Regions from separate parts of the Homo sapiens genome. Here region 2 is linked to region 1. A link is a loop called in an ENCODE intact Hi-C map of the cell type or tissue named here. Cell type or tissue: heart left ventricle. All regions are shown on one strand. Links, peaks and the distances in the headings refer to the core of each region. The heading gives the core; the rest is flanking DNA.

What was found. Peaks named below come from ENCODE experiments on the same cell type or tissue, not always from the same donor. Only the 100,000 strongest peaks of a DNase experiment are listed, where the experiment ranks them.
Region 2: a loop joins it to region 1, with 3 times the contacts of the local background. A loop is called at or near these places in 6 of 110 quality-filtered maps.

Annotation. Positions count from the first base shown.
Region 1 is chr21:44,783,958-44,800,610 of GRCh38, forward strand. It overlaps UBE2G2 (ubiquitin conjugating enzyme E2 G2), which reads right to left. Exons shown (of 6, transcript NM_003343.6): 2 at 4,103-4,138; 3 at 3,963-4,008. Among named protein-coding and RNA genes, the nearest start is that of UBE2G2, 9.5 kb to the right of the region's middle. RefSeq lists a silencer at 4,435-4,659 and an enhancer at 9,251-9,340. In heart left ventricle, for the core only: CTCF peaks have their summits at 9,547 (motif pointing left) and 9,753; a DNase peak (open chromatin) is centred at 9,494.
Region 2 is chr21:44,300,699-44,312,719 of GRCh38, forward strand. It overlaps PFKL (phosphofructokinase, liver type), which reads left to right. Exons shown (of 22, transcript NM_002626.6): 2 at 5,983-6,056; 3 at 10,308-10,385; 4 at 11,407-11,596. Among named protein-coding and RNA genes, the nearest start is that of PFKL, 6.7 kb to the left of the region's middle. RefSeq lists silencers at 1-47, 10,065-10,114 and enhancers at 1,381-1,520, 4,086-4,885, 4,925-5,579, 5,580-6,233, 6,889-7,542. In heart left ventricle, for the core only: a CTCF peak has its summit at 4,424 (motif pointing left); no DNase peak of the experiment used is centred there; H3K4me3 peaks cover 670 bases; H3K27ac peaks cover 225 bases.

The sequences.
Region 1 (16,653 bases), core at 6,118-14,117:
CAGCCTGGGAAACAGAGCAAGACCCCATCTCTACAAAGCATTTTAAAAACTAGCTGGGCGTGGTGGTGTGCACCTGTGGTCCCAGCTACTTGTGGGGCTGAGGTGGGAGGATTGTTTGAGCCTGGGAGTTTGAGGCTGCAGTGAGCTGTGACCAGGCCACTGAACTTCAGCCTGGGTGACAGAGCTAGACCATGTCTCCATAAGAAAGGGAGGGGAGGGGAGGGGAGGGAAGAAAGGAGGGGAGAAAGGAAGAGAGAGAGGAGGGAGGAGAGGAGAGGAAGGAAGGACGGACAGACGGTTCCAGACCTATTATTCTAGAATCCGCCTTTTCCATTTATATTGTGTACATCTTTCCATGCCAGGATGAAAATTCCACCTGAACTGTTTTACAGCTACATGGCATTACTCTATATAGATGCTCCATAAATTATGTGGAACAGTGATGTTTCCTTTTTTATTATTATTACTGCAATGAATGTGGCAATAACTTCTTCATATAGGGATCTTTGTGACACTTTTGTTGAAGAAAATGCTATGGTGAGATTACATACAATACAAATTATAAACACCTATTTTATTATCTCGGGTTTATTTCAGCAAGGCATAATACTGCCAAGAGATGCCCTGTGACAGTCTTCAGTCAACAAGAAACCTGGACATAAAGGGAGGCTGCTGTGCCCCGGACACTGGCCCCCAGTGTGAGAAGGGCTCCTGGTAGAAGCCGCGGCAGCCTGGGAGCCCTCAAGCTGGCTGCCATGAGCCAGCTGGAGAACCTGGGAGCATCCATCCACCAACTGGGCCCCAAACACACCATTCAGTAAAGGAAGGTCCTTCTTATTTCACCACAGCCTCTAGAACCACTGGTCTGGGGAGGTGACAGCAGTCAGGCATGAACCAGACAAGAAGGTCACCAAGCCAGCTGATTTGGGAATGCTGGGGCAGGACACAGAGGACAGCAAGCGCCAAGGGACTCCACGCCTTGTCCGGCCACTGGGGATGAACAGCTGTCTAGGACTCCTTCTGTCCCACATAAGTGCATCAATGAAAGAGGGCACCCACCCTCTCTGCAGCTACACCCCCGTCACCGTGGCTTAGTGGCAATGGGGTCACGGGCCATGGACCCTAGAGCTGGGCAAGACCTGTAACCATCTGTCTAGAAGATGCTGATAAACCTCTCTGTTTTGATCCAAATAAGTCAAAGAGAGGCAAAGTGACTGGGCCAAGAGCAGCAGGCCATGCTAGCACCCACAGCCACGGTGGCCACATCCCCTGGTGTGCCGCCATCCCAGCCACGCTCGATTTGATTGCAGGCTCAGACTCCACCATGAGCGTGGCAGGGTCAGCAGAGTTATTCCCGGTGTTTAAAGACACAGCCTGCGGACTCTCATTATTTAGTCCTCTCATTCACTAATCTGTTCTATTCTCCATCCTAATCCCTCAACCCTGGTCTTCCAAGGTAAAGATTTCAGTGCATCTTTGACATGTCTGTATCTTCAGACAAGGGCCCTAACATATCAAAGGCACTTAGTGTTTGTTGCTTAGATATCTAAAATGACATTTTCTTCACTGGCCCTTAAGGCAAGCACAACAGCAAAAACCAACAGCCGTTCGACTTCTGTGAGGCAAGCACGGGTTTTAGAAATACTAGGGTAGAGAGGCGGCCCTGGAAGCCATCAAAGAATAAAGAGAAAAAGAAGAAACTTATCACCAAGGAGCAAAGACTTGGCCAGATGTCTGCCAAAATAGCAGGGTGAGACAAATCGATGGGAGGACAGTTAATTCCCTAATAGGCATTTTAAGTGCACTTGTAAACGGCCTCTTGTTTGTGAAGGGTCTGGAACAGGACCAAAACCCACAAACTCACTAGGATCTTCAAGCAGGGGAATTCCAAACTAATGCAAAAAGCCTTGTTCAAACACAGAAGTGCTCTACCTAAAAATAGTTCTAATTACTTTTTAAGACAGGTTTTCAAAATATTGGTTTAATTTTACACTGTTTATTTAAAATTGGTAATAGTTACCCTAATCGATTTTTAACAATGAACATTTTTTTAAAACCACACTGGACGGCTCAACTGTTCCTTTAATGAGCTTCCAAATAGGCCTACGGAGGAGCCAACACCCCACAAATAACTGCAGACACGACAGGCGCCTTCAACCTCTACACACAGACAGGCCTCCCGCCACTCTGGGCCCCTGCAGCAGGCGTGCTGCCCCGCTGGCATGAGTGCAGGTGCGCCTGCATTAACACATGAAACAAGCAGGTTACACATCAGTTCATGTATATGATCTCCTGCTTCTACAGAAATAAAAAGAGCTGCCCCGATACAAGTATACAGCCGCACAGTCCACTAATGAGGACAGCCCAGACTGTGGGACTCGCCATCCATCTCATAACTGCCTTGGGGGCCACATTACACACAAACACAGATTCCAGAAACCTTCAGACACCGAAAAAACATGTGCCATAGGCCCAAGCAATTAGGATATTACAAATGATCAGGAAATGGCAGGCGTGCTGTACCATCTGAATAGCGTTTGATGATTTTTTAAAAACATTTTGTTTATCCAAAATACTAATTTTCATATCAATTTAACCTCCACAGACAACACTTAGCTGCAATCTGTTTCTCAGACCAACCCATAGAGCATTAAGAATTAATGTGATCCAAGCAACTGGCGAATTCCAAAAGCATCATGAAGCTTAAGATCACTTCAAGCCAGAGCCCACACTTGTTTCACAGCCCTCACTTTTCCGGTCCTTGCCCTCTAGAGCACTTCTCAATGCAACAAAATCCAACCCAAGACCTTGCTGCAAATTAAAAGACCTCACTAATGAGATAACAAAGACTGGGCTTGGCGCGGTGGCTCACACCTGTTATCCCAGCACTCTGGGAGGCCAAGGCAGGCGGAACACCTGAGGTCAGAAGTTCGAGACCAGCCTGGCCAACATGGGGAAACCCTGTCTCTACTAAAAATACAAAAATTAGCCAGGCACGGTGGTGGGTACCTGTAATCCCAGCTACTAGGGAGGCTGAGGCAGGAGAATCGCTTGAACCCAAGGGGCAGGAGTTGCAGTGAGCCAAGGTTGTGCCACCGCACTCCAGCCTGGGCAACAAGGGCGAAACTCCATCTCAAAAAAAAAAAAGAAAGAAAGAAAAAGAAAAGAAAGAAAACAGAGACTGATTACAAATTTCAACTTCCTAAATTTTATTTAACCTCACTTTGCTGAAAATACACTAAGAATGGCCAAAAATTGCACATCTAAGGTAGAAAGAAGAAAAAGCAAAGTGAGTCAAGGCCATAGAACACTCTAAAATCAGGGGTCCATGTGTTTCTCTTTCCAAGCAACGTCACCCTAAGTTAAATGCCACGAATCCCAGAACCACACTGCTCACTTACTAAGCCATGTCTTGGGTCGGAAAGAACACAAGGCCAACAAGTCCAGACAAGGCAACAGAAAAAGGAGATGCAGCACACGAAGATACGAACTGGGAGGAAAGGAGAAGAAAAAGAAGTCCTGGCCCAAAGGCAGGGCAGGCAAGGCTGCGCTAACATGCCTGGTGTGGTCAGACACATCTTTGAGGACCCTTTTCTCGTCAAAATTTCACACCTGAAGGGGCTACTTCTGGAAGCCAAAGCCACCTACGCCATTTGAGGTTATTTTAACCACGATCATACAACATTCCAAAATTACCACCTTAAAACTCTCAAATATATAATACATATATTACATAATTATAACTAAACCTTTGACTGGCTCTAAGGAAACACTCATTTCTTTTGGATCAATGCTCAGGTTCTCTGCTTTCAGACCAGCAGCCTAGACGAGAGCTGGGCATTACTGGAGAACTCAGTCTTTTTTCCAGCTGATGCTTTTGGACACAGTCACACTGCTGATGTGATTCTTACATCTGACTTCCAGCAAAGCCCTAAAAACTAGTACACCTAAAATTAACTTACATGATCAATGCCTCCCATTCAAAAAAGTTCTCTTCATTCATGGGGCCTGTAGGGTGAGAAAAAATTTCACAACATTTTAACTTTGAAGGAACTTTGGCAATTAAAAGTAAATTATAAGGAAGTTAACTTTGGTACCTTACCTGCTACAATTCCTTCCGGAGGATTCAGTGTTAATTCTATAAAATTAATAAGTAAAACCATTACCAAACAGAATAAATGTTACATTGTCATTTTAACAAAACACCTTTACAAAATATATAAGCCTATAAACCATAGAATATGCATATTAACAAGTGAAAATTCTGTTTGCCCAAAGTGAATACCTAGTACAATAACGGTTCTGATAACAACTACACAAAGTTTTTTTGTTTTTTTTTTGTTTTTTTTTGAGACGGAGTCTCACTCTATCACCCAGGCTGAAGTGCAGTGGTGTGATCTCAGCTCACTGCAAGCTCCACCTCCCAGGTTCATGCCATTCACCTGCCTCAGCCTCCCAAGTAGCTGGGACTACAGGCGCCCACCACCACGCCCAGCTAATTTTTTGTATTTTTAGTAGAGACGGGGTTTCACCGTGTTAGCCAGGATGGTCTAGATCTCCTGACCTCGTGATCCGCCAGCCTCGGCCTCCCAAAGTGCTGGGATTACAGGCATGAGCCACCGCGCCGGCCCAAATAGTTCTTTATACCAACAAAACATAGACTTTTCTTTTTCTTTTTCTTTTTACAAATGCAAAAGCAAACATAAGGGGTACACTGTCTTTCCAAACTGTTCCTGCTGGTTACTTTGTTGCTTAGTTTTGAGACAGGGTCTCACTCTGGTTGCCCAGGCTGGAGTCCAGTGGGCAACCAGAGTGAGACTGGGGAAATTAATAAAACAGTAAGCAAACATACAGAAAAAAAAAAATCAATGAAACCAAAAGGTGGTTCTTTGAAGAGACAGAAAATTAATAAATCCTTGCCAAATAAATATAAGGTATAAGGACTGAAAAAGAAATAAAACTCATTATTCACAGATGCTATGTCCATATATACAGGAAAGCCCAAAAGAATCTAAAGATAATTAGTAAAAGTGAGTTTGGCACAGTTGCTGAATATGAGGCATATATATATCTTTCTAAAAGATATATAAAAATGCAAACAATCCAGAATAGCCAAGACACTATCTTTAAAAAGAATAAACAGAGGGCCAGGCGCGGTGGCTCACGCCTGTAATCCCAGCACTTTGGGAGGCCGAGGCGGGTGGATCACCTCAGGTCAGGAGTTCGAGACCAGCCTGGCCAACATGGCGAAATCCCATCTCTACCAAAAATAGAAAAATTAGCCGGGCATGGTGGCATGCACCTGTAGTCCCAGCTACTTGGGAGGCTGAGGCAGGAGGATCACTTGAACCCAGGAGGCGGAGGTTGCAGTGAGCCGAGATCGCGCCACTGCACTCCAGCCTGGGTGACAGAGCAAGACTCTGTCTCAAAAAAAAAAAAAAAAAAAAAGAATAAACAGAAAGCTTCATCTATGAGTTACCAAGCCTTCCTTACAGAGCTATGGAAATTAAGGCAACGTAGCACTGGCTCAAAGTTAAATTGAACAATGGGGCACAAGAGAAAGCCCAGAAGCATACCTGTACCAACAGAGACCCTGACTCGAGGGAACACAGAGCTATGGCCCAGAGGCAAAGGGCAGTCTTTTCCATGAATGATGCTCATCTCTAAGACAAAAAAAAATCAAACTTTCCCCATCTCACACCACATATAAAAATCAAAATAGGTAAGAAGAAAAATGGAGGCAGAGTTGAAAAGAGCCACTGTCAGAGTCAACACGAATGATGCTGTGGTCCAAACGCTTGCGTCCCCCCAAAATTCCTATGTTGAATCCTAATGTATGTGGTATTGGGAGGTGGGACCTTTGGGAGGAGATTAGGTCAGGAGGGCAGAACTCTCATGAATGGAGTTAGTGCCTTTATAAGAAGAAACGAGAGATTTGCCTCTGGCCATGTAAGGGCACAAGGAGAAGACAGTCATCTGCAAACCAGGAAGACAGCCCTCACCAGACTTCCCAGCCTCCAGAATTGGGAGCAATAAATGTTTGTTGTTTAAGCTCCCTGGTCTTTGGTATTTTTTTACAGCAGCCTGAACTGACTAAAACAGATGGCTAATAAGCACATGAGAAAATGCTCAACATTGTGAATCATAAGGGTAATGCAAATTAAAACCACAATAAGATACAGCTCAATAGCTTCAGCATTATCAGTATCTTTAGTCACAAAAGAATGGCCAAAATTAAAGACTTAAAGTGCTGGCAAGTTTAGCAAGTAGATCTCTCATGCACCACTGATGGGAATGCAAAATGGTTTGGTTACCCTTTGGGAAAGAAGTTTGACCATTTCCACTAAAATTACATATATATTGACTCTAAGACCCAGCAATTCTACTGGGTCTTATGTTGCCATAGACTTTTGTGTGAATGTTCATAGTAGCTAAATTCGTAATAGCCCCAAACTGGAAACAACCCAAATGTCCATTGATATGGTTTGGCTTTGTGTCCCCACACAAATTTCATCTTGAATTGTAATCTCCAGGTGTTGAGGGAGGAACCTAGTGGAAGGTGACTGGATCATGGGGGCAATTTCCTCCATGCTGTTCTCATGACAGTGAGTTCTCATGAGATCTGGTGGTTTTATAAGTGTTCGAAAGTTCCTCCTTCACTCTTCTTTCTTGCCACCTTGTGAAGAAGGTGCTTGCTTCCCCTTCGGCTTCTGTCATGATAAGTTTCCTGAGGCCTCCCTAGCCATGTGGAACTGTGAGTCAATTAAACCTCTTTCCTTTATAAATTATCCAGTCTCAGGGAAGTTCTTATAGGAGTGTGAAAACAGATGAATACAGTAAATTGGTACCAGGGGTACTGCTATAAAGATAACCTGAAAATGTGGAAGCAACTTCAGAACTGGGTAGTAGGCAGAGGTTGGAACAGTTTGAAGGGCTTAGAAGAAGGAAGATGTGGGAAAGTCTGGAACTTCCTAGAGACTTGCTGAATGCTTTTGACCAAAATGCTGATAGTGACATGGACAATGAAGCCCAGGCTGAGGTGGTCTGAAAAAGAGAAGAGGAACTTCTTGGGAACTGGAGCAATGGTCACCCTTGCTATGTTTCAACAAAGAGAATGGTGAGATTTTGCCCCTGCCCTAGAGATCTGTGGAACTTTGAACTTGAGAGAGATGATCTGAAATTGGAACTCGTGTTTAAAAGAAAGCAGGGAATAAAAGTTTGAAAACTTCGCAGCATGACGGTGCAATAAAAAAGAAAAACCCATTTTCTGGAGAGAAATTCAAATAAGTAACAAGGAGCCAAATATTAATCGCCAAGACAATGGGGTAAATGTCTCCAGAGCATGTCAGAGATCTTGGCAGCAGCCCCTCCCATCACAAGCAGGGAGGCCTAGGAGGGAAAAATGGTTTTGTGGGCCAGGCCCAGCCCCGCTGCTACTCTGTGCAGCCTTGGTACTTGGTGCCCTGTGTCCCAGCTGTTCCAGCTCCAGCCATGGCTAAAAAGGGCCAAGGTACAGCTCAGGCTGTTGCTTCAGAGAGTACAAACCCCAAGCCTTGGCAGCTTCCACGTGGTGTTGGGCCTGTGGGTGCAAAGAATTCAATAACTGACGTTTGGGAACCTTCACCTACATTTCAGAGGATGTAGGGAAACGCCTGGATGTCCAGACAGAAATCTGCTGCAGGGGCAGGGCCCTCATGGAGAACATCTGCTAGGGCATTGCAGAAGGGAAATGTGGGGTTGGAGCTCCCAGAGTCCCCACTGGGGCACTGCCTAGTGGAGCTGTGAGAAGAGAACAACCATCCTCCAGACCCCAGAACGGTAGATCCACCAAGAGCTTTGCACTGTGCACCTAGAAAAGCCAAAGACACTCAATGCCCACCATGAAAGTAGCTGAAGGGGGTGGGTGTGGGAGGGCTGTACCCTACAAAGCCACAGGGGCAGAGCTGCCCAAGACCATGAAAGCCACTCCCTGTATCAGTGTGCCCTGGATGTGAGACACGGGGTCACAAAGGAGACCATTTTGAGCTTTAAGATTTAATGACTGCCCAGCCGGATTTCGGACTTGCATGGGGGCCTGTAGCCCTTTGTTTTGGCCAATTTCTTCCATTGGTAATGGGAGTATTTATCCAATGCCTGTATTTCCATTGTATCTTGAAAGTAACTAACTTGCTTTTGATTTTACAGGCTGCTAGGCAGAGGGGACTTACCTTGTCAGAGATGAGACTTTGGACTTGGACTTTTGAGTTAATGACGAAATGAGTTAAGACTTTGGGGGCCTTGCTGGGAAGGCATGATTTGTTTTGAAATGGAATGGTTTTGAAAGGAACATGAGATTTGGGAGGGGTAGGGGGAGAAATGACATGGTTTGGCTTTGTGTCCCTACCCGAATCTCACCTTGACTTGTAATCCCCAAAGTGTTGAGCGAGGAACCTGGTAGGAGGTGACTGGATCATGGGGGCAGTTTCCCTCATGCTGTTCTCGTGATAGCGAGTTCTCAGGAGACATGATGGTTCTATAAGTGTGTGGCAAGTTCTTCCTTGGCTTGCTCTTCTCTCTCCTACCGCCTTGAGAAGAGGTCTGTTTCCCTTTCTGCCATGACTATAAGTTTCCTGAGGCCTCGTCAGTTATGCAGAACTGTGAGTCAACTAAACCTCTTTCCTTTATAATTACCCAGTCTCAGGTAGTATCTTTATGGCAGTATAAGAACGGACTAATGTACCGATTAACCGTTTAATGAACCCACAACCTTGGGTAGAACAAGGCCTACCCAAGGAAAAATTATTTCACTCAAAATACCACTAACACCTGCTGAGAAGCCCTGATCCAGGAAACAGAGGTCCTGAAGAGACCTAAGTGCTGTCACAAGGGTGTGCTGACACCCAGCAGTGAGAGAAGGCAGAGTGGCAAGGAGGGGCCAGCAAGGCAGGCCAAAGGCAAGTGCTGGCCCCAAGGGCCAAGTGCATTAAACATTTCAGGGGTGGGTGGGAACTGAATGTGAATGAGGTCAAGTACCAAGCCGACTAAGACCTTGGATTTCACAAGCCACACCCTGATGTTCTCCCTTTGTGTCTCTTCATGTGGAGTAGATCAGGAGAAATAACCACAGAACCTAATTTGCTAGGCTTCCTACACCCAGTCATCTAAAATCTAGTCCCATTCTTGTGTCTCAAGCCAAACCGCCTAATTATAAGAAAAAAATAACAGATTACGGCAGATAGACTGTAAACTGCTAAGCAGGTGGGGTGCGGGAGAAACACAATGTCAGTGGGCAACTAAGTAGAGGCCTGGCAGCAGAACACACAAAAGCTTTACAAATCACCTTCGTGGGACCATGAAGAAGAGCTCGTACCAAAGAGAGCTGGCTTTATTCTTCATCTGGAGTTCCCCTTTGGCACTCCCCTGCGTGACACCCTCCCTTAGGGAGGGGAAAGGGTGGTCTAAAAACTGCAGCTCCAGACCTGCTCCTGGCAATGCAGGCTCAGCACAGAGACCTGCCCGGGTGTGCGCTGGCCTTCCCGCCAGCTTTGTTATTCAACAGTGGCCTCTACTGGTCAATAAAGAAGTGCAGCAAATGAGTTCAGAGGCTGGAGGGAATGGTTCAGGGCACTTATTTTTTCCATTTTGTTTTTTGCTTCCAAAGCATATACACGCGTACACAAAATAATATACAGTTTCATGTTTACTGATAAGAAACAAGTTCAAAAAAAGAGACGAATCTTGGTATCAGGGAAATTTTCAGAGGCCATTCCTTGCCACTTAAAATAGTGGCTTAACAAATAGCTACCACACAAAGTGAAATATAACCTTTGACCCAGCAATTCCATTTCTAGGAATCCATCCCACAGATAACATTGGTGAAGATAAAAAATGTATACACAGGCTATTCATTTCAGGACTATTTGTAAAAACAAAAAGAAATTAAAAAGAACTTGAGTGTCTATCAACAGAGGACCAGTCAAATTATGATACATATACCAGTGGGGTACTTTGCAGCTATAAATACCTCTACATGCTAGTACAGAACAAACTTCAGGACATATTACATGAAAAAAAAGAAGGTGGAGAAAAGTGTGTGACTAGGGCCTTTAAGAGGTAATTAAAATTAATGTGGTCATTAGGGTGGACCTTAATCCAATCTGACTAATATCCTTTTAAGAAGAGATGAGGACACAGGCATAGAGGACAGAGCCTCAGAAGAAACCAGCCCTGCCCTATCCTTGATCTTGGACTTCCAGCCTCCAGGACTATGAGGAAATACATTTCTGTTGTTTAAGCCGTGCCCAGCCTGTGTGGTAGAGCAGCCCTAGCAAACACAGTGCTGAAACAACTGCACTGCCATTTACAAATAATTTACAAATAAACCTTGGCCTTTATCTCATACCATATGGAAAACTTTGATATGGATCCCAAACCTAAATACAAGAGCTGAAACTATAAAACATCTAGAAGAAATCATAGGAGAAAATCCTACTGCCACCTGATGTTTGGCAGTTATTTCTTAAATATAACACAATAGCAAGAAATATTTTAAAAGTCAATAATTGAATTTCATCGAAATAATAAAAACCCTTCTTTTTTTGTTTTTTTTTTTTTTTGAGACGGAGTCTCGCTCTGTCACCCAGGCTGGAGTGCAGTGGCGTGATCTCGGCTCACTGCAAGCTCCACCTCCCAAGTTCACGCCATTCTCCTGCCTCAGCCTCCTGAGTAGCTGGGACTACAGGGGTCCGCCACCATGCCCAGCTAATTTTTTGTATTTTTAGTAGAGAGGGGGTTTCACCGTGTTAGCCCGGATGGTCTCCATCTCCTGACCTCGTGATCCGCCCACCTCAGCCCACAAAGTGCTGGGATTACAGGCGTGAGCCACTGCGCCCAGCCAAAGAACTAAAACTTAAGAAAATCAACACAATTTTGAAAGAAGCAAAGACTCAAGTCACTTTATCTAAAAAGACATATGGATGGCAAATAAACACGTGAAATGATGCTCAACATCACGAGTCTTATGGAAATGCAAATGAAAACCTCAGTAAGGGCCGGGGGCTGTGGCTCATGCCCGTAAATCCCAGCACTTTGGGAGGCGAGGCAAACTCCTGAGGTCAGGAGTTAGAGACCAGCCTAGCCAACATAGTGAAATCCCGTTTCTACTAAAAATACAAAAATTAGCCAGGTGTGGTGGCACGCGCCTATAGCCCCAGCTACTTGGGAAGCTGAGGCAGGAGAATTACTTGAAGCCAGGAGGCAGATGTTGCAGTGAGCTGAGATCATGCCACTGCACTCCAGCCTGGATGACAGAGAGAGCACCTCAAAAATAAAAAATAAAAAAAAATAAATAAATAAAACAAAACCTCAGTAAGACTGCTATACACCCAATAGAATGGCTAAAATTTTTAAAACTGGAAGGGCGCAGTGGCTCGCAGTTGTAATTCCAACACTTTGGAAGGCCAAGACGGGCAGATTGCTTGGGCCCACGAGTTCGAGACAAGCCTGGGCAACATGGCGAAACCCTATCTCTACTAAAAATACAAAAATTAGCTAAGCGAGGTGGCATGCAACTGTAATCCCAGCTTCTTGGGAGGCTGAGGTGGCAGGATTGCTTGAGCCTAGGAGGCAGAGGCTGCCATGAGCCATGACTACACCACTGCACTCTAGCCCGAGTGACAGAGTGAGAACCTGTCTCAAAAAAAAAAAGAAAGAAAGAAAGAAAAAAGAAAACAAAAAACAACTGGCCACGCGAAGTGTCAGCAAGGAGGTGGGGCAACGGGAACACTTAATACACTGCTAGGGAAATGTGAACTAGAGGAAAACTGGCCGTTTCTTTAAAAATTAAACACACACTTCCCATTATAACCCTGGTTATTTACACAGGAGAAATAAAAGCATATATCCACAGAAAGACATGTACATTTAGGACATGCACACAGGGGGAAGATGGCCATGCGAAGATGGAGGCAGAGATTAGAATTACACTACCTCAAGCAAGAGAATGACAATAAACGCCAAGGATGACCAACAATCACCATTAGCTGGAAGAGGCAAGTAAGGGTTCTCCCCTCGAGCCCTCAAGAGGAAGAATGACCCCATCAACACCTTTATTTTAGATGTCTGGCCTCCAGAACAGTAAAAGAATAAATTTCTGTTGTGCTAAGCCCCCCATGGGCAGCCCACTTCTACCTGGGTCTATCTCTGACACTCCTAGGAAAGGCTGGATGATGAATGAAGACAGAACATCAAGACAAGACAGCAGTTTACAACAATTGAGTTCTTTCCTGGCTCTCCTTTTTTCCTGTTTATGAACCTAGGCAAAATCATCTTGTCTGTTGCTCAATTCCATAAAATCTGTAAAATTAGGGGGCTTGAACAGAATCATAGCCAAGGTCCCACCACCTCTGAATTTCTGCAGTTATATGACTACTCCCAAATACAATAAAGTGTGCATGAACATCTAACCAAATTTATCTAAACCCCTTCTATGTAGAGATTGATTCTGTCAAGTCCACCTTTACACTGGAATGTGCTACCTTAAAATACGTTATGAGGACAAACTAGATGTTAAGATACACACACAAAAAAAACCAGTAAATGATACACAAAAAAAACCCACTAAATTTTATCACATTATTAAGATACAGGAAAAACAAAGTCCCCTCAATAACACACTGTATTCATCTTCTGTCACTGCTGTAACAAATTACCACAAATTTAGTGATTTAAAACAATACTCATTGATGATCTCAGAGTTTCCAAGCGTCAGAAGTCTGGACACAGCATGGGCCAGCTAGTTCTCTGCTCAGAGTCTCACCAGGGCTGCCACTCCAAGTTCATTGAGGTTGCTGACAGAATTCACTTCCACGGGTCTGTTGGTCTGGGATCATTCTCAGCTTCTTGAGGCTGCCCGCCTTCCTTAGGTCATGGCTCCTTCTTCCATCTTCACAGCCAGCCACAGAAGGTAGAGATCTTGTCATATGTTGAATCTCTCTGACCACCCCCATCCTGCCTTCACTGACTGCTTTTGAGCCTTATGTTATTATTGGATCCTTCACGGTAATCCAGAATAATCTCCCACTCTTTAGGTCTGCTGATTACTAACCTGACTTGCATCTCCAAAGTCCCTCCACCGAAGTACTAGAAAGTGCTTGAATAACAAGGGCATGGGAATCTTAGTGAGGTATGTTTAGAGTTCTACCTTCTACACATAGTCCAAAATTTCATGTTAACATGTAAAAACACACAACACACTTCCGTGACAAACCTTCGGAAATCAACCATTATTTAGGTCTTATTACTGCAAACTAATTGACAATATAATTGAAATAACAGATGAAGCTTCTGTCAGGACAATAAAAGGGAGAACATATCTTTGCTAATGCAAATATCCTTAGAAAATGCAAGTTCAACAATGCAAAGACTGGCCTGAAGCAGCAGCCTGAACTTAATTTCCTATGCAGGGGTTTAATGATTTTCTTCTCAATAAAAATGAGAAGGCCGGGCGTGGTGGCTCACGCCTGTAATCCCAGCACTTTGGGAGGCCGAGGCTGGCGGATCACGAGGTCAGGAGATCGAGACCATCCTGGCTAACACGGTGAAACCCCGTCTCTACTAACAATACAAAAATTAGCCGGGCATGGTGGCGCGCGCCTGTAGTCCCAGCTACACGGGAGGCTGAGGCAGGAGAATGGCATGAACCCGGGAGGCGGAGCCTGCAGTGAGTCAAGATTGCGCCACTGCACTCCAGCCTGGGCGACAGAGCAAAACTCCGTCTCAAAAAAAAAAAAAAAAAAAAAAAAAAAGAGAAAATACCTGCTCACAGTCTAGCCTAACCCTAGAAATAGGGCTAAAATAAAACTAAAACAGAGACACAAACACAAACCAGGATACCAAGAAATGGTAGGTGTTCACACATCTGACCCACCAGCCAGGTTTCCCATGAGGACACAGAAGTAATAGTCCCCCACATCCAACCCTCTGTTCGAGTATGAACATTGTCAGAATCAAAATGGAGTCACTTTCGCCAAACCCTGACAACATAGAGGGAGGTCAAGATGAAGACAGAAAAATCAGCCAGGTGTAGGGGCACATGCCTGTAGTCTCAGCTACTCAGGTGGATTAAGTGAAAGGATAGCTTGAGCCCAGGTCAAGGCTTGCAATGAGCTGTGGTTGTGCCACTGCACTCCAACCTGGGTGACAGAGCAAGACCCTGTCTCAAAAAATAAATAAATAAATAATTATTATTTGCCAAAATATGCTTAATTTTTATTGCTAAAAAATGCTAACAATCATATGAGCCTTCAGCAGGTCATAATCTTTTTGCCGGTGCAGTCTTGCCCGGATATTGATGACTGCTGACTGATCAGGGTGGTAGTTGCTGAAGGCAGGAGTGGCTGTGGTAGTTTCTGAAAATAAGACAACAATTAAGTTTGCCACAGGGACTGACTCTTACTTTCACAAAAGATTGCTCTGTAGTCTGTGATGTTGTTTGACAGCACTTTACCCACAGTGGAACTTCAGTCAAAACTGGAGTCAATACCCTCAAACCCTGCGGCTGCTTTATCAACTAAATTTATGGAATAGTCTCAATCTTTTGTCATTTCAACAATGTTCACAGCATTTTCACCAGGAGTAGATTCCATCTCAAGAATCACTTCTTTGCTCATCTGTAAGACTCAACTCCCCATCTGTTCAAGTTTGATCATGAGATTGTAGCAACTGAGTGACATCTTCAGGCTCCACCTCTAATTCCAGTTCCCTTGCCATTTCTACCACACCTGCAGTTGCTTCCTCCCCTTAAAGTCATCCATGAGCATTGAAATCAACTTTTTCAAACGCCTGTTGTTGATATGGTGACCTCCCATGAATCACAGATGTTCTTAATGCCATCTAGAATGATAAATCCTTTCCAGAAGACTTTTGATTTTCTTTGCCCAGATCCATCAAAGAAATCACTTTTCATGGCAGCTATGGCCTTATGAAATGTATTTCTTAAATAAGTCAAAAGTGCTCCCGGATCCATGGGCTGCAGAATTGGTGTTGTGTTAGCAGGCACAAAAACATTTATCTCCTTATACCTCTCCATCAGAGCTCTTGAGTGACCAGGTGCACTGTCAGGAATAGTATTTTGAAGATAATCTTTTTTTCTGAGCAGTAGGTCTCAACAGTGGGCTTATATTCAGTAAACCATGCTGTACACAGATGTGCTGTCATCCAGGTTGTTTTTCCATCTCTAGAGCTCAGAGTAGATTTAGCATAATTTTTAAGGGCCCTAAGATTTTCTGAATGATAAATGAGAACTGGCTTCAACTCAGTCAACTTAAAGTGACCGACATTAGCCCCTAACAAGAGTCGCCCTGTCCTTTGAAGCCAGTCATTGACTTCTCTCTAGCTGTTTACGTTGTATATGGCATCATCTCCTCCCAATACCGTATAAGGCTATTTTACGTACCTTGTAAATCTATTGCTTAATTTAGGAGCCACTTTCATCTTGATCTTAGCTAGATCTTCTGGAGACCTTGCTGCTTCACCTTGTGCTTTTCTGTTATGGAGACAGGTTATTTACTTCAATCTCATGAACCAACCTCTGTTAGCTCCCAATTTTTCTTCTGCAGCTTCCTCACTGCTCTCAGCCTTCATAAAACTGAAGAGTTAGGACCTTGCTCTGGATTAGGCTTTGGCTTAAAGGAATGTTATGGCTGGTTTGATCTTCTATCCAAACCACTAAAACTTTCTCCATATCAGCAGTAAGGCTTTTTCACTTTATCATTCATTGTGTTCAACAGAGCAGCACTTCTAATTTCCTTTAAGAACTTTTCCTTTGCATTCACAACTTGGCTAACAAGAGACCCAGCTTTCAGCCTATCTTGACTTTCAACATTCCTTCCTCACTAAACTTAATCATTTCTAGCTTTTGATTTGAAGTGGGTAGAGTGCAACTCTTCACTTCAACACTTGAGCCCACTGTACAGTTACTATTGGCCTAATTTCAATGTTGTTTTGTCTCAGGGAAGAGAGAGGCCGGGAGAGAGATGGGGAAACAGCCAGTCAGTGAAGCACACACAACATTTATTAGGACTACCATCTTTTATGGGCATAGTTTGTGATGCCCCAAAATAATTACAATAGTAACATCAAAGATTACTGATCATAGATCACAGTAATAGATTAAAATGTAAGAGAGAGACACGAAGCGAGCAAAAATGGTGCCAACAGACTTGCTTCCATGCAGGGTTGCTTGTAAAAAACTTGTAAACTTGTAAAAAATGCAAGATCTGCGAAGTGAAGCTCAATAAAGCAAAGCGCGCGGGAAACTGAGGTGTGCCTTTATGTTCTGCTTTAGCAGACACTAGGTGGCGAGCGTTATTTGAACGTTTACAGGAGGCCCTGTGTATCTGCGGCTGCATATCCATGGATTCGACCAACCAGGAATACAAAATATTTGAAAAAAATAACAATAAAAAATGACGATTTAAAAATACAAGTAAAAAAAATCAGTGTAACTATTTGTGCAGCACTTACATTGCATTAGGTACTATAAGTAACCTTGAGATGATTTAAAAGTTATGAGAGGCTATGCATACATTAAATGCAAATACCACGCCACCTTATAGTAGGGACTTGAGCATCCGAGGATTCTGGTATCTGCAGCGGGGCCTGGAACCAATCCCC
Region 2 (12,021 bases), core at 425-8,424, 490 kb before region 1:
GCTGGGGAAGAGGGCGGTGGGGAGATGGGCTGCCCGGGGCATTGAGCAAAGCCCAGTTGTCACCCTTTTCGCAGGGGTACTGGGGAGGCCTCAGGTGGTGGGGACTGGGACTTGGCAGAGCTGGGTGGGGGTCCGGCCTGAGGGCGTGGTGTCCTCGCACGCTCCCTCCCGGAGGCCTGGTCCTGCCCACTGCCGGCCTCCAGTGTCTCTGGCCTGACATGTCCAGTGTGGCACCTGTGGCACAGGACGCCACCTACCCTACCCCTCAGGAGGAGAGAGGAGAGGATTTAGGAGACCAGAAGTGAGGTGCTGGGTTGGGAAGGGGCCCAGCCAGCACCCCAAGGCTGTGCAGCGGGGTCTGGTCTGTCTTTTAGAGTTCAGAAAATGGTTGAGAAAATGCGGACACACACCCCCACCCAGCTTCAGGCACCTGACCCTCCTTTTCCCTATCTGGAAGCCAGGAAGAGGCGAGAAGGAAGCCGGCCTTGAGTGGGACCAAGCCAGGGAGGCAGGAGTGGCTCGTGGGTGTCACTGTCTGAACCCCGGCCTGCAGAGGGGGCTCCTTCAGACCTGGCTGAGCCAGGCCTGTGGTGGCTGCCCACCCGCCCTTTTCACAGCTGTGGCAAGAGCGGGAGCTGCTGCTTGTTGCCGGCTACTGGCAGTGTCCTGGAGCCAGTGTGGCTCCACAAGTCCTGTCCTGTGTGGCTCTGGGTCACGCCTTTCCTGTGGGCCAGGGGTCCGTGTTGTCGAGAGGGGAGGGCGTTGTTCAAGGATGTCTTTTTGCACAATAACCTGTGCAAAGGTAGCTAGAAGACTTGAAGCAGGCCGGGTGCGGTGGCTCACACCTGTAATTCCAGCACTTTGGGTGGCCTGGTGGGTTGTGGGCCCAGGTGGGAGAGGAGGCCCGTGGCCTTGGAGGGTGAACTCGGGAAGCTCCATCCCATGAGATTAGACAAGAAAGGCCCCGAGTCTGGAGGGCAGACAGGTTGCTGTGGGGCCAGCCCGCCTGCCCACCAGGGAGGCGCTTTCTTGGTGAGGCTGGTGAAGCCCCAAAGCCCACCTGTGGTTCCCTGAAACACAGAGGGTCCCCAACCAGCTTCCTTGTTTGCAAAGTGGGAGCATCAGCAGTGGAGGGTTGGGAAAGTTGAGAGCCTGGGGTGGCACGTGCCCCCCCCACCCCCTGCCACCCCATGCACAGACTAAACAGAGAAGGGGGGCTCGCTGGAGGTTGCTGAAGGGCCAGCCTGGCAGGTGGTTCTTGGGCCAGCGGGGAGGGGCACCCAGGGTGACAGGCGGTTCTGGATGCTGGTGGAGGATCTGGAGATGGGATGCCCCTCCTGGCCCTGTGGACAGGCCGGCTGGGTGGGCCTCCCATCTCTGTCTGAGCTGGGGGTTCCAACTGCTCAGCCTGGCCCCAGTGCCTGATATGGAGTGGGCAGCGCTTCCTGGCTGCAGCTGGGAGGGTGCCCACAGTGCACCTGCTGGCCGATCATGGCATCCCAGTTGGGCCTGTGCCTTCCTCTGCAAATGTCCTCCCTTCCCAAGCCCCGTGCAGCTGCAGCGTCTCTGTATGTGAGCTCCCATGCGTGGACAGGGAACAGGTGGTTTTCTGCAAGGGAGGAGGACTCCACACACTTCCCCAGTTCAGGGCTGGGGCTGATTCATGGAGGATGATCTGGGGCGAGTAGGATGGGAGGAACTGACATTCTGGGCAGAACCAGAGTCCTGTTTCATGAGTTCGGAAAAGCAGTCTGCAGGGCTCTCCCAGGCCACCACTGCTGCTGCCGTGTGGCTCCCCATGGTGGGTGCTCTGTTTTCCTTCTCGGGGCCCCACTGCCTTCCTAGAAAGGCTGACCCTGGCCGAGGGGAAGCCTGTGGCATAGTGTGCCCTTCTCTTTGCCCTCTATGTCAGCCGGGCAGCAGGAGAGTGGGGACTGGGAGGCACTTTCTGCCCCAATGCTGAAGTCTGCGTTTGTTGGATGTATGGAACAGCCAGCCTCACCATCCTGCCAGTGTTGCCCAGTCCTGGGACTTCTCGGGCCTTGATTTCCCCTTCTGTGAAAGGGGGTTGGGGACAAGACAGGCCACCTTGCAAGTTCCTTCCAGCCAGCCCACAAGTCCTGTCCTGTGTGGCTCTGGGTCACGCCTTTCCTGTTGGCCAGGGGTTGGTGCTGTTGAGCAGGGGAGGGCGTTGTTCAAGGATATCTATTTGCACAATAACCTGTGCAAAGGTAGCTAGAAGACTTGAAACAGGCCGGGCGCGGTGGCTCACGCCTGTAATTCCAGCACTTTGGGAGGCTGAGGCTGGTGGATCACCTGAGGTTAGGAGTTCAAGACCATCCTGGCTAACATGGTGAAACCTCGTCTCTACTAAAAATACAAAAAATTAGCTGGGCATGGTGGTGCGCATCTGTAATCCCAGCTACTCAGGAGGCTGAGGCAGGAGAATCGCTTGAACCAGGAGGTGCAGGTTGCAGTGAGCCGAGATCGAGCCACGGCACTCTAGCCTGGGCGACAGAGCGAGACTCTGTTGCAAAAAACAAACAAGAAAAAACCCCAAAAATCAGCCAGGCGTGGTGGTACATGCCTGTAGTCCCAGCTACTCGGGAGGCAGAGGCAGGAGAATCGCTTGAACCGGGGAGGCAGAGGTTGCAGTGAGCCAAGATCCCGCCACTGCACTCCAGCCTGGGTGACAGAACGAGACTCTGTCTCAAAAAAAAAAAACAGACTTGACCAAAAAAAAAAAAAAAAAAAAAATGGCCCGGCCTGCCTATGCCTACCTTCATCTCGCCCTGGCCTGGGCACTTTTAATTCTCTGGGCCCTTTGTCTAGTGCCCCCTCCCTGCCCCTGCAGGACACCGTGCCCTGCCTTTCCCTGGCTGGTGTGTTTGGACGTTGGTTTCCTGTTATCGCAGGTGAGGACTTAGCTTCCTGGCCCGCCACGCCTCCCTGACATGGCCTCCTGTTTGGAGCCTTCAGGCTCATGCTTACATCCTTAGCTGATCATTAAACTTTGTGACCATTTCATGCTCACTGCTTTCTTGCCTGGGAGCTAATGGTGAGGAAAGGTCACTGGGAACCAGCGCACCAACCTCAGACATTGATTTTGTTCCAGCCTTTTTTCCTGGGCAGGGGTGGCTATCACCTGCTGGTAGGCAGCGGCAGGCCCACTGTCCTGCCTGCCCTCTGACTGCGGTGTCGGCGACTGCTGCCCGAGGTTTATTTTGAGAAAGAAAAGCCGATTAAAGGGCCATTAAAAAGGTCTTTTGAAGATTACAGCTTCCAATGAGGTTAACAGAGAAAATTTCCTCCTTCAGGCCGCAGCCAGTCCCGTTCTAAAATCCAGAACGTGTCCCTTTCCAGTCCCGTTCTAAAATCCAGTCCCAACAACAAAGTGGCCATGTGACATGGCCACTTTGTTCTCCTCCCAAGGGCTCAGCACAAAGCTGGGTTTTGGCAGCTTCATTGTCTCCGGGCGTCAAAGCAGGTTTTATTTTGCAGAGCACCCTGAAGACATTTGGAAGTGAGGGGTACCCTTGCTGACCCCTGATCCTGGGGCCCCTTTGCCGTTCCCAGGTCCCCTGACAAGCCCACCAGGCCCCCTGCTGAGATGGCTGTGACCCTGGGCTGACCCGCCCAGTGGCACATTGACTCCGCCTGGAGCTGGGGAGACCAGAGAGGCCCTGTGGTTGGACGGTGGCCTGGGTGCGCTGCTCCTGCCCTCTCCTTGCCCTGCCTCAGCTGCTGCCTGCCAGAGGTGGGCTTGGACCTGTGGTGGGACCAGGTCTGCAGGGAGGGCGAGGGAGGGACGGAGGCTTAGCTTCGGCCAGCTGTGGCTGAGTGGATCTCCCTCACTGCCCCCAACTCCAGTGAGGGTGGGGGACAGGGCGCTGCACTCACAGCACCACCTTGGACGCCCAGCCTCAGGCAGCAGGACTTGGCTCTGCTGACTGTTTTTGGTTGTCGGGTGCTTGGGGTGGCTCAGCTGTCTGGGGGGGGCTCGGCTGTCTGTCTCGGGGGGCTTGGCTGTCTGCGGGGGGCTCGGCTGTCTGGGGGGCTCGGCTGTCTTTCTGGGGGAGCTTGTCTGTCTGTCTGGGGGGCTTGGCTTTCTGGGTGTGTGTGGGATGCTTGCTGGGTTCCCGCCCCAGTTTCAGCTGTAGCAGCCGTGCTCCCATCTATGTGGGGATGTGAGGGAGGCACTGTTCCTTTAGAGACGGCGTTGCTTGCTCAAGTGGAGAAGCTGCCAGTGTGGGCAGCTCCAGCTCCCTGCACGCTCTGTGCTCTGCCCATTCTAACGTCTGTGCCCCTTCTTCTGGATGGCTGCCGGGCTTGGCTCTGGCCCCCCTGTTGGATCCCCTGGCTGCTGGGTGGGGAGAGGGCCACCTACTGAACCTGAGGGTGGGTCTGGGTGAGTCCTGGCTCTGCTGCCACCTGCTGGGCTCTGGAAGGTCCCTCACCCTCCCTCTGGGATCTCATTGGATTCCTGTAGTGTGGGGATGGTGGCAGATACTCTGGCTGCTACGTGAGAACAGTGTGCCGATCCCTGGGGTTTCTCAAGGCGTGGCACCTCACCTCACACCTGCTCCCTGCTGCTGAGCCCCACGCCAAGCTGGAGAGCGGATGAGAAGCATGTGTAACCAGGGTAGAGGTCGAGAGTCCTCTCGTGGGGGTCTCCATGTTCAAGGGAGCTGCCGAGGCTTGAGCAGGAGCCCCCAGCAGGTCAGCACCTCCAGCCTCTGCAAGTACAGGGGGGTGGGAGGGCAGGGGCTTTTGAGGGGCACGAGGCTTGGGGACAGAGGACCCGCATGGCTTAGGGATGGATGGCATGGTATGGGTGCTGGGAGGGAGGCAGGAAGAGCAGGGCTGGTCCCAGGGGCAAGCACAAACTCAGGCCTGTTACACGGCCCCAGACCTCACTCAGAAGGGGACCCTGGCCGCTGGCGTGGGTTTCCTCCTCTCTGAAGATTAGGTGGTCTTGGCTGCCCCTTTTGTATGAAGTCATGGATATCTTTTGAGATGGGGGCTCTCGGGAAGAAGGTGTGGGGTACATTAGCACCAGCGTTTCCTGAGTGCCGCCTCCCCCGTTAATGTCCCTCTCCAGGAAACTGGCTTTGCCAAGGCCCCCGCTGGGACAGACTGTTTCTTTCACTGCAGTCCTGGGAGCCGAGGGCAAGGGGACAGGAAAGAGGAAGTGACCTCAGAGCCTGGTGGCACCAGCATCATGTCCAGGCTGGGGGGTGAGGGTCCCTGAGGCCCTGGGGCAGGGCAGTGCTGTTCCCTGGGTGGCTGAGGCCGGAGGGGCTCTGTTCTCAGTCCCCCATCTCATTGCGGAGGAAGGAGCCCAAGCCCCTTCCAGCAGGTGCTTTCCTCAGTGCCCAGAGGTGCTCCCCGGCTTCTCCATCCCCACGCCGCAGCCTGAATGTCTGGGGTGGGGCCGGTGTGGGAGGTGCCGGCCTCTTTTCCACCTGCCCCACTTTTTATCCTGCTCTGTGGTCAAGGCCTGGCCCCGTGGCCTGTGAGTGTGGGGGCTCCGTGGCAGAGGTTGGGGCGGCGGGGTGTGGAGTTCGGGACACCCACACATGCCTGATTGCCATGCTCTGCATGGGATGTTCCCAGTTTATCTCTGGGCACCATACTCCAGGTGCTCGGAAGCTGAAGCCTAGAGCCTGCTGGGTTCACCCGAGCCTCCACCCGGGGGCCCAGGGCTGGTCCTCAAGTTTCCTGGCCTGGTGCCTCCTGAGATGGGGAGGGTGACCAGGCCTTCCCTACCCCCTGCCCTCTGAGATGGGGAGGGCGTCCGGGCCTTCCCTGACCCTTGCCCTCTTGAGATGAGGAGGGTGACCAGGGCCTTCCCCCACCACCCGCCCTCTGAGATGGACAGGGTGTCCAGGCCTCCCCTACCCCCTGTCCTCTGAGATGGGGAGGGTGTCCAGGGCCTTGCTTCTCAGCGTGGGACTGACAGGTTTGCCCTGACCTCCACAGGCATGAACGCTGCTGTCCGGGCTGTGACGCGCATGGGCATTTATGTGGGTGCCAAAGTCTTCCTCATCTACGAGGTAAGGCCAAGGTGGGCTGTGTGTGTGCAGGGAGTGGGGACCTCCTGAGGCGCATGCCGAGGTGTGTTCTGTGTGGGTCACACTGGGAGACGGGGTGGTCCTGGCCTGGAGGAGCTGATGGGTATGTGGTCTTGGGGAGTGTGAGGGGGAGCTTGGGGCCAGGCCAAAGGCATCTGCAGAAAGAAGACCTACTGCCTTGGGACTCAGCCCGGCTGGAGGCTCAGAGGCTGCAGAGCACGGGCCTGGGGGCAGGGAAGGAGCTGGGTGGACAAGGAGTCGAGGCCCTGCCTACAGTGATCGCTGACGGGCCAGGCCCCACCCACCACACCCCTGCCTGGTGTCCCCCAGCCTGGCCCTTGTCCCGCCCCGAGGCCTCTGTGAGTGGGGGCCAGGGACCTCACCGCCTCTGCCCTTGTCCTCCCCAGCCTCCTGCCTCACCACCCAGACCCGGGGGGCAGCCGCTGGCAGCAGCTCTGCTGTGTCTATGTTCATTGTGTCCCCGCAGGAGCAGCGGATGCCCTACTGCCTCAGCCCCAGTCCCCGTGGGAGATTTGGGGCTCGCCCTCCGTCCTGGGTATTTACACACCCACACTTGCGCTCACACATGTGCACACACAGGCGCATTCACACACTTGGGCCACACCACGCACTCACAGGCTGCATTCTTGCCTTGTCAGGTGGTTTTCCACATTCCACAAGACAAGGTCTTTTGTTATTTTGTTGCCACTTTTTATGTAATATGTAGCTGTTTATATAAAATGTAGCAACCCCAGCTCTGCAGCCCCAGGCACTCAGCCCCACCCCCCTCACTGCTCACTGCTCGCTGCTGACCACTCACCGCCCTGGGTCTCAGTTCCCCCATCTTGGCCCCAGGGAACAGCAGCCTGTCCAGCCCTCCCTCTGCAGGACTGTGTGAATGAATGAGTGAGTGGGCAGTCTGTGCTGGCCCGTCCTCTCCCTGTGGCCAGGCTGGGGCCCTGCCAGTATTGGATTAGGAAGCAGGTCTCAGAGCCCTGGGGAGCTGGGTGTGGGGGCCTCTCTAGGCAGGCTGGGCTGTGTCCGTACAAACCCCTCCTGCCACCTGCTCGACCTTCAGTTTCTTCTTCTAAGTGGCAAAGGGGAGAAATTAGGGTTTTCCGGAACCCCCACACATTTGTGGTTGGGAAAGACTCCTGTGGCAAAAGACAGAAAACAGGTTCATCGGTGCAGGGCGTGTCCTGGAAAAGGGGAGAAGAGGCACTTTGCCGTGCCTAGAGTCCTGGCTTCTGCAGAGCCCAGCAGAGACCAGTGCACATGGAGAAGCCGAGGGGTACAGGGACGCAGCGTGAGGCCCTCGGAGGTGGGGGAATGCAGGAGGGTGAGTTTATGGGAAAAAGAATGAAGTGGGTGGGCGCGGGTCCTGGGGCTGTCTCTGGGTCCTGAGGGCTGTGAGGGGCATTTACATCCTGTCCAGGCGGTAACAGGAGGAGCCTTAGTCTTGGGATGCTGTGTGCTGCTTTCCTCTCAAAGGGAGGCAAGGCTGAGAGCTTCCCTGAATCTGCTGCCTAGTGGGCTTTAGCTCAGAAACATCCACATCTAAGAGGCAGATTTTGAGATGAGACATTCTGATATAGCGGCCCAGGGAAGACTTCCCCTCCGTCCCATGAAGGTTCTTGGAAGAATCCACTTGCGAAAAGCGGATTAATAGGGCAGAGGTGCTGGCATTCATTGTGAATAGGCATGGAGAGGTAGGGCGAAGATGCTGACCTGCCCTCCTCCCAGGGAAAGGGGCATGGGCAGCCTGGATGATTCTAGGGGGGTAGGAATTTTTTTTTTTTTTTTTTTTGAGACAGAGTCTCATTCTGTTGCCCAGGCTGGAGCGCAGTGGCACAATCTTGGCTCGCTGCAACCTCTGCCTCCCAGGTTCAAGCAATTTTCCTGCCTCAGCCTCCTGAGTAGCTGGGATTACAGGCACCCACCACCACGCCCAGCTGTTTTTTGTATTTTTAGTAGAGACGGGGTTTCACCATGTTGGCCAGCCTGGTCTCGAACTCCTGGCCTCTGGTGATCCACCCGCCTCTGCTTCCCAAAGTGCTGGGATTACAGGCGCGAGCCACTGTGCACGGCCATGAATGGTTTTTAGGGGATTCAATGGGCTTGGACAGCATCTGTTAGCCCTGGTGACCACCTGCCCAAGTGTGTTGGCAGACACAGGTCTTTCTTCCTACGATGACCTCAGTGCATGGAAACTCAGGGAGGGGACTGGCCGTCACTGTTCCTTTCTCCAGCAGCTATGGGCTTTAGGCAGATTCGGGGGCTTCAGGGAGCAGCTGCATCCTGAGCTTGGAGGAGGCAGAGGGTCGAGAGGCAGAAGGGGGAGGTCAGGGAGACCTGCGGCTGCGTCAGTTCACATCAGACTGCATTTTGGGTTTCTGAGCCCCCAGCGCTGGCTTCCTTCAGCAGGGAGACCGATCCCTTCTCCTTGGGGCTATTGTTAGGGCAGAAAGGGAGGGTGGCCTTGGAGGTGAAAACCCTTCTCAGTTCTGACACAAAGGAGGGCTCAGAACAGGCTACTCTTATCCCCCCAGGCAGAGCCCACAGCATAGCAGGGAGGGCCCTGAGCCTGGGTCCAGGCCTGCAGGGGTGAGAGGAGGGGGCGGGGCTAGAGGGGAAGGAGGGGAAGGTGAGCTGGGCCTAGGAGGACAGAGACGGAAACAGAGTGGGTAGAGGGGGGCAAACAGCTTCTAGAAGATTCCAAGGGTAGGAGGAGGTTGTGTCTGTGAGACTGATTCCAGCAGAACTGAGCCACTGGCCTTGTGGGGTCTCTGGGGACTGCTGGGCTGGCCATACCTGCCTGCCCCTCCGCCCAGTGGGGCAGGGGCCTGGCTGGCGCCTGGGCTCTGTATTGGATCCTGAGTTTTGCAGACAGACCTGTGTTTGGTGGCCTCCTGCTCAGGTGGGGCTGTGGGTTTGGGATCATTTTCCTGTTTTCCTTGTTCCTAGCTCAGGGCTGGTACAACCAGAGGGGGCCAGGCTGGCCTGGCCTGAGCCGGAGGAAGTAGCTCTGTGGTCCCTCAGATCAGCCCCTGAGATGGGGCAGGGGCACCTGTCCCCCAGCCCAGCTGGTGGGGAAGGGAGGCTGTCAGGCTAGAAGCCCGCCATGGCCAGAGTGGGGATGTTCATGCGCCCCGCAGCGCGCACTATCCCTTGACCCCCTGCCTGCTTGAGGCACTTGCCCTCCTGGCCCCCAGGGCCCTGACACCTGGTTGGGGAGAAGGCGGAGGGAGGAGCAGAAGCCCACAGCTGAGCTGGCATCCGCCCTGGCCGAGGAATGGCTGCTCCACTGCCTCACCTCACGGCCTGGAGAAGGCTGCTGATGCCATGGAGGGACCGGGGCTGCACGGAGGAGGCCGCCCTTCTCCTCTCCACACCCTTAGTGAAATGCAGTCATGAGTGTCCCTCCCCTCAAACAACAAGAAAGGGCTGGCCGTGCAGTAGGAAACGGGCACGTGGCACGGAGGCTGTGCAGGTGCCATCTGGGAAATCCCAGGTAGAACCGCATGAGAGGCAGATCCACGGTACTGGATGGAAGGCCCAGTGTGGCCGGCGTGGCGGGACGCGGAGCCTGGAGCCCCTGCCTGGGGTGTTGCCGGCCCTACGAGCGATGGCCACTCGGGTCCCCTGGACCCAGGAGCTCCCTCGGGTGGGGGCCCGCCTGTAGGGAGGTGTGTGTGTTCTCAGCTTCCCGCTCTGGCGGGCAGATGGTAGCCTGGGCTGTTCACACGGCCGCCACACAGCAAGAGCACGCGCCGCACACCCCGCCGGCCGCATGCCTGGGAGGACTCCAGTGGGGACAGAAGGAGCCACGCACAGCAGCCTCTGTGGTGTCATTTCTAGGATGTTCAGAACAGGCAGACCTAGGATGCACCCTCAGGAGCTGGATGGCGGGCTCCGCTGGGGCCTTCGGGACGCTGAACTTGCCTGTGTGGATCTGGGTGGGGTGAGGGAGCTCAGACAGGCCCCTGCACCAAAGCACTTGCCACAGGAGTCACGCCCCGGGACACACGGACTCACCAGCTGTGCAGAGGGTGTCTGGAGCCCCCTAGGGGGCACCCGGACCCTGTTACCCAGGCCCTGGGATGATGGTGGGGCCTCACAGTCAGCACCCTGGTCCTGCTTTCTGCTGGTGGGGTGAAAATCCTGCTCCCAGACCACTTGCTGCCGGCCGCCATGGGGTCCCCTATCTCATGCCTGCCCCACTCTTGATTTCAGGGCTATGAGGGCCTCGTGGAGGGAGGTGAGAACATCAAGCAGGCCAACTGGCTGAGCGTCTCCAACATCATCCAGCTGGTGAGGCCTGGGAACGCGGATGCATGTTGCACTTGGACTCGCAGACAGACACACAGAGACAGACCTGCACACACAGACACACACACAGAGACAGACACGTGCACAAACACACACATGCAGACACACAGACATGCACACAGACGCACACACACACAGATGTGCACACACACAGATGCGTGCACACACAGACCCGTGCACGGACACACAGGCGCGCACAGACACAGACACGTGCACAGACACACACAGACATGCACACATACAGACACACAGACGTGCACACAGACACACAGACGCGCACACAGACACACACAGATGCACACAGACATGGAGACAGATACACATGGATAGACACATGCAGACACATAAATACACAGATACACACGTAGACACACAGATGCGCACACAGGTACACAGATACAGAAACATACAGACATATGTACTCAGAGTCACACACACACGTGCCCCATCGCACAGGGACTCAGGTTCAGGCCGACCCTGTCATCTGCTGCCATGGAATTGTTGGGTCGCAGGGTCATGGGGTTGCCAGGGGCCAGGAGGACCTGGAGACGTGGCCGTGCTGGGTCCTGGGGGAGCCCTGGCTGAGGCTGGCTATGAGGGGCCACGTGAGCGCACCTGGAGCTGCTGAGGCTTGAGCCCTGGAGGCCCTGGCCGGTTCCCTGAGTTGGTACAGGGCCTGTGTGTGCACGTGTGCACGCACATGTGTGTGGCAACCTATGCGTGTGTGTACTGTGCTTTCCAGTCTCCAAAGCCTTCCACTCTATTACCTTGGGGCTTCCCAAGCCCAGGACCGGACGGACATCATCCTCCTCTTTGTCTCTCCAAGGAGAGAGGCCCAGGGAGGTAGGGCCACCTCAGGTTTCCAGAGACCCCGGGGCTTCTGCCTCTCACTCTGCAGGGTCTGCCAGCCCCTTGCTGCCCAGTCCTGGGGTCCCTCTGGTGATCCCCAGGGGCTGTCTGCCGCCTGCCATCTCTCCTGAAGTTTCTGGTCTCCTCTGTGCAGGGCGGCACTATCATTGGCAGCGCTCGCTGCAAGGCCTTTACCACCAGGGAGGGGCGCCGGGCAGCGGCCTACAACCTGGTCCAGCACGGCATCACCAACCTGTGCGTCATCGGCGGGGATGGCAGCCTCACAGGTGCCAACATCTTCCGCAGCGAGTGGGGCAGCCTGCTGGAGGAGCTGGTGGCGGAAGGTGGGTCTGTGCCCGGCGCACTGTAGGCCCTGGGGTTTTGTTTTGCCGCTGCTGCCAGGCGTGGGAATGGGCAGGACAGAGGGACGAGGGATCCCTGGGTGCCCCGAGGCAGAGGAGGGGCTGTCTGGCCGTTGGCCGGGGAGGAGTAGTGTCTGCCAGCACGAGCTCAGATGTCTCCCAGAGATGGAGGTCAGTGCTCAAGCCTGAGGGAGGGCACCCAGGCAGTGCATGGGGCTGGTGGAGGCCGGTGTTGCTCACCCTACGCTGCGTAGACAAGTCTTCTCTGTGATTGATCCGAGTGAGATTCTGGACATGCATGGTCACAGTCTGCAGAAATAGAGTTGAAGTTGGGGTGACATAAGACACAGAGTCCCGAGATTGCTGCTTGGAAAGTGGCCTCTCGGAGCCATGTCTGTTCCATGTCC